Linked DNA regions of Homo sapiens: region 2 is linked to region 1. A link is a contact called in ENCODE Hi-C or POLR2A ChIA-PET data. All regions are on one chromosome and are shown on one strand. The core of a region is the stretch at or near the end of the contact, and the rest is flanking DNA. Distances in the headings are between cores, read along the strand shown. Region 1 overlaps PLXNA4 (plexin A4). Region 2 overlaps PLXNA4 (plexin A4).

What was found. A loop is a pair of places that touch in the nucleus more often than their neighbours do. ChIA-PET counts read pairs that join two places held with the same protein, here RNA polymerase II (POLR2A). Pooled maps may share reads with other maps.
Region 2: a map of posterior vena cava shows a loop between it and region 1 (3-fold over the local background). The contact joins two enhancer-like sites. A Hi-C loop is called at or near these places in 10 of 168 maps with a recorded cell type or tissue (CD8-positive, alpha-beta T cell, ascending aorta, cardiac septum and 6 more) and 11 of 50 pooled maps. POLR2A ChIA-PET finds 5 or more read pairs at or near these places in 1 of 52 experiments (PC-3).

Annotation. Positions count from the first base shown.
Region 1 is chr7:132,398,725-132,403,560 of GRCh38, forward strand. The region is part of intron 3 of PLXNA4 (plexin A4); the gene reads right to left. Among named protein-coding and RNA genes, the nearest start is that of PLXNA4-AS1, 49 kb to the left of the region's middle. Within about 2 kb of position 2,030, at least 3 of the 41 ENCODE cell types and tissues checked have a DNase peak (open chromatin) inside an H3K27ac peak, as active enhancers do.
Region 2 is chr7:132,462,859-132,467,694 of GRCh38, forward strand. The region is part of intron 3 of PLXNA4 (plexin A4); the gene reads right to left. Among named protein-coding and RNA genes, the nearest start is that of PLXNA4, 110 kb to the right of the region's middle. Within about 2 kb of position 2,043, at least 4 of the 41 ENCODE cell types and tissues checked have a DNase peak (open chromatin) inside an H3K27ac peak, as active enhancers do.

The DNA.
Region 1 (4,836 bases), core at 780-3,279:
GCATCAGCTGCCGGCAGGCTGGTGGGGACAGATGCCGACCTAATGAGCACAGTGGCCCAGCCCTCGCCAGCTCGAGGTGGACAGGGCTGATGAGCAGGTGTCATTGTCATGATGCCCCTTTGCCAAGTGTCACTTTGAAAGGGAGGGCTGTTGTCATCAAGTGGCATCTTATTACCCCACCTCAGGACACCCACAGGAGATTCTAAAGGCTGTCCACAAAGATGGCCTTTGTGGCTGCCACCTCCACTCCTCAGCTGGCCCTGGCACCAGGTTTTTCTCAAGGCCTCTCAACCACAGGGCTGGATAAGGGTTTTAGAATCCTGGGCATCCCCTCCCATCCCATGCCATCTGATTGGTGCTGCATTAAAGTACAGAGGTCCCTGCTAGAATTTCCCTCAGTCACGTCTCTATTACACCCACGGGCTTCAAGTTTGCCTGGAGTATTTACACACAGTTCTGCAGATTCAAATGGATTCAAATGGGCGCAAGGGCTCAGCATCACACTGGTCACCAAAGGGACACAACCCAGTCCCTGCAAGACATATCAGCTTGTATGTCAGTCAAAGACACAGGCCTTAGAGGGACTGATCATAAGCATAAAACATAGCAACAACAAAAATAGTCATGATCACTTCTTCAGCATTTATTTTGTGCCAAGCACTGTTCCACGCTCTTTATATGTGCTGGCTTATTTAGTAAATGTGAATGAAAGACTCTGAATAATAAGAGTCACGTTATATTAAGGCAGTCAATGCAGGTGAAACAAAAAAAGGAAAGATCACTTCGGCTGACTGGAGAAATCAAGAGAGGCTTCATGGGGGAGGCGGGACCACACTGGTCCTAGTGCAGTCTGGGAAGAGTGTTCCAGAAGCAGAAGCAGGCACACCTGGGCAGGGCTACAGTGAGTTTGCTGAAGGTCACACATCTGTGCTTTGGAGGGCAGAGCTGCAGGGCCACAGGTATATTCAATGTAGTGGGTTCTGGCATCTGAAAATGTTGTTAGGATGAAATTTCAAAATCAGGTTTTATTCCTGATGAAAGTAGACTGCTCTTAACTGGGGCTTCACTGCTTCTTTTCCATTTCTGTTTGGAGTGTGATTTTTTTAAGGTAAGATGTACACGCAATGAAATGTGCAGATCTTCAGTGCACACTTTGATGAGTTTTTGACAAATGCCTTCACCTGTGTAACTAACAATCCAATCGAGATCTAGAATACTTTCATGGGCATGAAAGGGGAGGAATGTGACCTTTGTGATCAGATGGTCCCATACCTACATCTTCTGGGCATTTGTAAGTTGGAATAAATCAAAATAATCAACTTCCTCCCTTACCCCACGCCAGTCCACCTCCTACCCCCGGAGAAAAAATAAAATAAAATTCATCCACATCTAAACAGACAAATGCCTACCTAGTCTGTCTGTGTATTTGTTACCTTTGTGCCCCAGAACCAAGCTTCATACCAGGCACAGAGTGAATGATCCATACGTGTTTCTTAAAAAAAGGAATTAACATCCTCAGATTAAGGTCTCCCAGGAAGTAAAGGACTCCACTTTCTCTAAGTTCCCATGTGACACTGACAATTATATTTTCCTGTCCTCTCTGTTGAGATTAGGAAGGAGTCCCTAGGAGGATGCAGAAGAGTATCCTTTTGTCCTGTCTCCTACCTGTCACCCAGACTCTTGTGTTCTCTACAGCCAGTCCATCTTAGGCCTCAAATTCCATATGTTTGACAAAATCAAGCAGGTAGTTCAAGGTGCTCGTCTCTCCTCCCAGCTATTCAGCAGACAAAATCTGTGACATAATGTACCCCAGCCTCAGACACGCTCACCCTTCTTTCCCAGGCCCTGTGTGAATGGGCCAGGCCACTCCTTGATAGTTTTCAGGCAAAACACATGAGAACACTCCCAGGAAAGAGAAGCCTCCAGGGGTACCATCCGTATGCATACCACGCATTTACTTCCTAGCCTCACCAGCGTTTTGGGTGTGGCCACAGCTACTCCCCAAACCTTTCATCTTGCAAGTCCCTAGATGTCCTCCTCGGGAAAGCTCCCTGCGCACAGCTTGTGGGAGACTGCAGGCTCATAAACAGCATAAGCCAGCATTCCAATCAGATTATTTCTCACTTGCAATATTGCACAAAGAGAAAAAAATAATGCTGAACATTCTGTTCGTGGAAGAAAAAATAGCAGGAGAAAACTGTCACATTGTTTGGTCTATTTTCAATTTCATTCCCGAGCCCTGCAAATAGCTATCTGTGCAAGCAGGCCAGAAGAGGACTCCAGCGACCTGACATGCACGATCTCAGATCAGGTCTCTAGGGCCTGTGAAAAAGGGAGAGACCTTTGGCTGGCACATATCTACACATGTGATAAAATTGCACAAGACTAAATACACACTCGCCAATGCAAAAAACTGGTGAAATCTGAATGGATAAGCTTGGTGGGTTGTACCAGTCAATTTTCCATTTGTGATATTGTACTATAGTTATGCAAAATGATGCCACGTGGAGGGGAGAACTGAGTGAAGGGTACAGGAACCCCTCTGTACAATTTATTGCAATTGCATGCAAATTCACGATTATCTCAAAAGGCAAAGTTAAAAAAATGCGCTTCCAGTGTCTGATTTAATGGGACTAGGTTGCAGCCTGAGCATCAGAGTTTTAAAAGCTCCCTAGGTGGTTCTAATGTGAAGCCCAGGCTGAGAACCTTTGCTCATGAAGGTTGGGAAGGTGAGACACACACATGAAATCCAGAAACAATCAGCATGTGATACAGTACCAAAAGCTTCATGAATACTTGTGGAGCAAATCAGTGAACTGCTGAACAGACGCATAAGGTTAGAGGAAGTCCGGTAGGATGAGGGAAGACTTCATGGTGAAGTGGAACTTAATCAGGACGGGGCATAAGTGGAGAATTCAGAGGACGGGAAAGGGCCCTCTAAGCCAATAAAGAAGGGCTCAGAGATTGTGTGGCCATACTGGGGAGGAGGGGAAGAACTGAACTTGGGGACAGCTGAGGAGTGAAGATGGATAAAACTTTTCATAATAAACTGGCTCTATCCCTGTGCTTAGACGAGTGGATCTTTCAAACACCTGAACCAGCTCTAAGTCCCTGCAAATTGCCAAGAGCAATTTTCAGCAAAAAGCCAATTCCCCAGAAGGCACTTGGCATCTCTCAGATAAGCAAAAGAGGGGGAGGCTGGAGAGGCTTCAGAATATAGTATCGATGGGTATAAAAGTAAGCAGTCCTTGTCATGGTTCATGTCACTTTGCCTGACTGCACTTCAGCTGGCCTTAGATTCCCCAGTCGAGAGCCCAGCCAGGTGCTAGAAAATACCAGAAATGACCCGGGAAAGGGTAAAATGGAAATCTCAAGCCTACATACCAAAGCGAATGCACTTGACTCAGCAGGTCCCTAGAGTAATCATGCAACACCTCTTTATTCTTATTTTATACACAAGTCTAATAAGCTTGAGTATCTGTTTCCAAGCCCGTAGCAAATTAAAAAGAACAAATTAAGTGGCAGCAGGAGAGCTGCATCAGACAGGATCAGTGACAACAGTGAGAAGTGACAGGTGCCAGACACCCTGACGGTAGGCGGGGAGACAGAAAGCTATAAAAAGTAACTTGGGGCACTCACCTAACATGAGGAAGCCACCCTAGCGAGGCACAGGGGCTCCATTGTAAAGGTGGAGAAAGAGCTTTAAGATACTCAAGTCCAAGTTCTAAATGCCTTGGAGAACATCTCTTTGCCTTTTCCTGTTATTAATTAGTCCAACATACACACAGGGGAGAGGGGCAGTGTGCTGCTGCAGGCTGCCACTATGGGAGGGGCAGCTGGCTAATCATCTTATTGCAGGAAATACCCCCTGCCAAAAACACAGCTCCCCTCTCAAAGCCTGCTTTCTCACCTTGTAGCACTGGCCACTGCCATCACAGGGTATGCAGAGCAAAGGACAGGCTGCTCCCGAGCCGCTCAGTCCATCGGATCAATCAGGTTTAACAAGGAGGCATCCGAGGATCAGGAGAAACACCTCCTACATTATTACCACAGCACCATCACTTTGCATGAGACAGGTCTGGCTGGGAACGCCACCTCCAGCATGGACAGAAACTGCGTGTCCTTGACCCAGTTGTTTCATTTCTTGTGCTGAGCACGCCCACCCATTGACCCCCAATCCAGAGAGCTAGTGTTGAAGAGCTCATTAACAAAACACAAAACACTCAGCTGACGCACCGCCACCATGCAAATGCGTAATAACTGGATCTCTCTTCCCCCACAGCTAACCTCAAGCATCTCTTCTTGGCCAGCTGCATTGCCTTGGCTCTCTGTGTGGTTCAGAGCCAGAGAGGGCAGGCTGGGCAGCCACTTCCATGCCAACATCCCAGGAGGCAGTGCTTGGAGCAGGAAGATGAGAGAAGATGATCTCTCCCACTACACAGAGCCCAGGTCCCGGCCCCAGACTCAGAGGCCCTGACGCCTGCTATGCCTGGTCCACAAAAGCAGCAGGGAAGGGCATGGATGCTGGCAATGCACTGCCCCCTCAGGAGCCAGCACTCAATCATGTTCTCTCTAAAGAATGCCAGTGTCCCATTTTCATCCAAATGTGAAAGTTGAAAAAGAGAAGTCAGGCAAGGGAGAGAGGCTTTTAAGATTTCCCCTACTCAGGGGAGGAGCTGGCAGCGTGAGCCTAAAACCAGGCAGGCAGGTAACGGGAGGGGGCCCTAATTGCTGCTAAAGATCACGGGGTAACCCTGATGACACCTGAAAGTCTTCCGTGGATCCTCAGGCACAAAACATAAATCATCTCCCTCTCACTTCTTACTGATCGCGTTT
Region 2 (4,836 bases), core at 793-3,292, 64 kb after region 1:
TTGTGAGGGGGACCGAGTTTTGCTCTTTCCACCCAGGCTGGAGTACAATGGTGCAATCTTGGCTCACTGCAACCTCTGCCTGTCAGGTTCAAGTGATTCTCCTGCCTCAGCCTCCCGAGTAGCTGAGATTACAGGCACACAACACCGTGCCCAGCTAACTTCTATATTTTTAGTAGAAACGGGGTTTCACCATGTTGGCCAGGTTGGTCTCTAACTTCTGACCTCAAGTGATCCACCCCCCTTCAGCCTCTCAAAGTGCTAGGATTACAGGCGTGAGCCATCGCGCCCAGCCTGTAATAATTCTTAAAAACAATCAACATTATAAAAAATAAAAATTGTAGGGTACCATGAAACCAAGCTGATTGTTCTTCCCAGGGGAGGAGGAAGGGCCAGAGAGGATTTGGAAGGTATTATCCAGCACAGGTTAGGTTTGATCAGTCAGTGGATGCTGCTGGGTTGGAAACTGGATTTTCCATCTACCAGTGCACACTCAGCCCTCAGTATTCTTAGAGCACATGAGGAAAAAAAATCACTATTAAGCTTTAATTTCCAGAGCCCTTACTGTGTGCTTTGTGCAATGTACTTTATTCTCACAACAACCCAGAGATGTAAGTATTTTTAGCCCATTTGACAGATGAGGAAATTGATGCCAGAGAGGATAAGAGACTTGCTTAAGGTTACATAGATGGGAAGGCAAGCTGCCAGGGTTAGAAACCAGCCCGTTTGTTGAATCCCTAATAATAATGTGTCCCCTTCCTTCTGGAAGTTAGGCAGAACTTGTGTGGACTTCACTGCTATTATTTTTTAATCTGCTCATTCTTCCCTCTGGCTTACGGGGACACACCATGAGGGCCACTGTCTCTTACTTTCAGCTGGACTATGAATCCACATGCCCCTGATTCTTTCACAAAGATGCTGCAAGCCACCCCTCACAAGGGCTTCCTGAGCAGACATCTTATTCCTTCCAGTCCAGCATCAGTGGATAAAACAGAACTAAATTCATCGCTATTCCACCCACCCCAACTTCCTTCCTTCATAAACTAGCCACAGAGCAGAGGCCCAGGAGCCTGTCCAATACATCTCAGGGTCCCAAGTACTTCTCCCCACACCAGCCTAGGAAACCAGGGCTGGCTGTCAGCAAAATGAATAAAATTCCTATGTTTGCCTAAAAGGCAGGGGAGGGGAGTGGAGAGCTTACCTCTGAATTGCAATGTTACTAGGACACAGTTTGCTGTAATAATACCAATTAACATTTCTCCCCACTTAATAGTTTCTAGTACAGGATAAAAATAGCAATACACGTGGTGCTGAGATGCGAAAAATAACAATGGAAATCTGCTCTGGAAGAGTCCTGCTCTGTCTCACCAGGGAAGGGTGAGGAGGTAAGTGGGAATATTAGGGGAGATTCAGGAGGGAGCTGCAGAGAACCTGCTAGAAATTAAGAGTCTGCCATTGTCTTACTTCTCTTCTGTCCTCAGTCACCAGCTATACCACCAGAAGGCCCCTGTGGCATGGCGAGATGCCGTCCGGCTTGGAATGAGAAGAGTTGATTGCTGGGTCTCCACTCTGGCACTAACCAGTTTTGTGACCTTGCCTGAGTCAGGGAACCTCTTTAACCTGATTCCTTATCTGTAAAGTAAGACTCTCAGCACCTGCATCTCAGGTGGGTGTGCATCGAAATACAGTGAAAGGGCTTTGCAAAATATGTGGAATATGTGAAAAATGTGTCAAAATGCTTTGCAAAATATGTGAAAGGGCTTTGCAAAATGTAACCCGAGATTCACATGTGAGGGTAGGTCCCTAAGAATCTGTAGTAGTGATGCAGGTGGCACTTGCCAATACAACAACCTTTATTGATCAACAAAACGAAAATTACCAGGAGTTAGTCCCTCCCCTCAGCAGGACTAAAGGATGCCAGTGGTGTAGGCATTCTATGGCGCAAGCTCAGCGGACCTACCCTTCAAGGACCAGCACCTGTCTACAAAAAGATTCCTCAGATGGAAACAGCTCTTCCTAAGGACGAGTGTGGCCTGGCCAGAAGCCCATTTTCCTCAAAGCTCTGATATATTTGGCTAGGAGAGAGGATGCCCAGTCATGCTGGAGAAATTTCCTGGAGGCTGGCTTCTCTTCAATGGCTGTCACTCAGAGCCTGACCCAGCCCCGGGGAGCCCAGGTGCCATCTATGGGGAGGGTGAATGATGAGGCACTGGAAGTTTCCCTCCCTCCTTTCATTCCCTCCACCACTTGCATCCCCCACTCCCCAGACCTCACCCCAACAACTGGACACACAGCCCATAGATAGGGTGATTTCACGATTCAGTCTAGACCCCCCCACCAGGCAGTGTGGAGGCTGGGGCCTCTAGTTGTGCTGCATTGGGTCCCCTGAGCTCCCCCGAGGTGTCCTAGGAGTCTTTGGGGAACACTGGGAAAACTGAGAGGGAAGCTCTGAAACCACTTCGTACCCACCAACATACACCCTCAACCTGAAATGATTTTTACCAGTTTAATGTTTGGCTTCCACATAAGATTTTATACAAAGAAAAGGTTCTGTCTCTAAACTCTAAAAAGTTTTACAATCTTTGTTCCTGGGGCTTATAAGAATCCAGGGAAAGGGGACCTTACCTTGGTCCTTGGATTGGAGTGAAGTCACCTAAGGACCCATCCAAATAACGACCATGTTTTATTCCTAGTGGGAAAATGTAGTCCAACAGTAACACCATCCAAAATCTCTCTGGGCATGTGGCTACCACACCTAAGTACAAGGAATTTTCTGTTTCTTGGAAAAAGCCCTTCGTCCTCTCCCATGTGCTGTCATCCCAGGATCATGGGGCCTGGGAATGTCAGTTCGGGCCAGATGAGTTCAAGTGAGCAATGTGTTATCACAAACTTGGAAGGGGAGACAGGAAGCAGGTTTGGTGGGAAGGAAAGAAAGCAGAAAGACCCAGAGGAGACCACTTTTCCTGCAGAGCTGGAGGAGAGAGGGACTGGAAGAGCCCACAGAGACCCATCTGTGTTTTTCAAAACGCATTTTTAGAAAAAGAGGAGGCTAGGGAAACAGAGACACCTGCTTAGAGCCAGAGAACATTCCCTTCGAAGGGATTCAAAAGCACATGGGCAACACAAGCCACTGTGCCAGGTACCCACGCAGGTCAGGGGCCTGGTCTCAACTTGGGAAACATCAAGAGGCCAGCAAGCTGAAGCCCCTCAGCTCAGCTTCTCCCCTCAGAGACGAAGAAGCTGGAAGCCATCAGCCAGCTAGGCAGAAAGGGGTCATCTATCATTGCTTGGCTCTGAAAGATCTTAGAGCAAGAAGGATCCAAGAGAGAGGGCCAGTGTGAAAGGGGGAAATATGCAGGAGGGACAATGTCTGACATTTTTTGGAGGCTGTAGGTCTCGGGCAGGAGTTGTGGCTGACCACACTCAGCTCAGCCTGAGCCCAACAGGGCATGATGAGGACCCGTATGGGCTCTGGAGCCAGGAGTCAGGCCCTGCATTCAAATCCTGCCTCCAGAGCCTGAGACATGTGGCCTTGGGTTAGCTCTTTATCCTGTCCGGACCTCAGTTTCCTTGAGCGTCCTTAGCAACGATAAGCATATCTACTTTGTAGGGCTGTTCTGAGGGTTGAAAGAGTTAGCAGATGTAAATCACGCAGAGCAGCATCCACACTTGGTAAGCCTGCAGTCAGTGTTGGCTGGAGCTGCTGTGGGGAAACCCCCTTCACGCTGAGCCCCATTGGGTCCAGCCCTCCCAAGATGCAAGGATGGAGGTGGGTGGATGAAGTTCCCCTGGTGGCAGTGGGATGTGAACAGCACCCCCACAGCAATTCTCTTTATGTGTAACCCCCTCCCTCGGGGGCAGTCTCTCCACTTCCATCTTTTCTTTTTCTCTTCTCTCTCCATTTTCCTCCTTTTTTAACTTTTTAATCACTTTCTAAGTTCTCCCCCTGTGTTCTTTTAGCAGATTTGCAGAGCCATCTATCAAGAAGCTTAAATAATGAAGGACCATAGTTGCAATTGCCTGTTCACAGGCTCTTGGGCTTTCTGGGTGATTAGAGGAGACTCCTGCTGGGGGAAGCTGCCTGACTAGAATGTTTTCTAACCTCTTAGAGAAGCTCCCATGGCTGCTATGCCTTAGCTGCCCTCCATGATCATTAGCGACTCCCTAAGCAGCCCGGTCAGGTAAACTGCACACTACTTGCTCCACACATGGAAAAGCCTCAGAGGGACTGAGAAGTCACTGGTGGGATGGGGACTGAGAGTCCACAGCCCCTGAGGCTGCCTGTCTCCCAATTCATCAAGTCACAAAATAAGATGAGGAGCTCCTAGCCCACCTCTCTGGGGTCATCTCCACAGCTCTGCAGAGTGGCTGGTCTTGGGGCCAAAAGAGGTGCGAGGGTAATTGACCTATATTGGGGGGTGAGTTTGCATTATTTTTCCAGAGCTGAGTCCGTCACAGTCCCTCACAGCCAAGGTGACCCATTAGGCAAGAGCTCAGGGTTCCGCCTGAGACCGTGGGCCAGAGGTATTTGCTGTCCCCCTGCAGGGGACCCGTGAAAGACCTTGGCCTTGTTACTATACTGCTTCATACAACTTGATCGTCCCATCCTAGGCTCTGAAAACTGGTCTGCTCACCAATGGTACTCACCAAAAACTTCTTTGAAGATCCCACCTCTCAGCTGGGCATCATGTCCCAGTGCATGTCCTAAGCACATCCTGTGCCAAGCACATTTTCTGGTCTTCAGTTCAAAGGTGGGAAATTAACACACAGAGAGAGGGCAAAGTAACTGCCAAAGATCACAAAATTAAAAGACGTTGAACCTAGGGACCCAGACTCCCA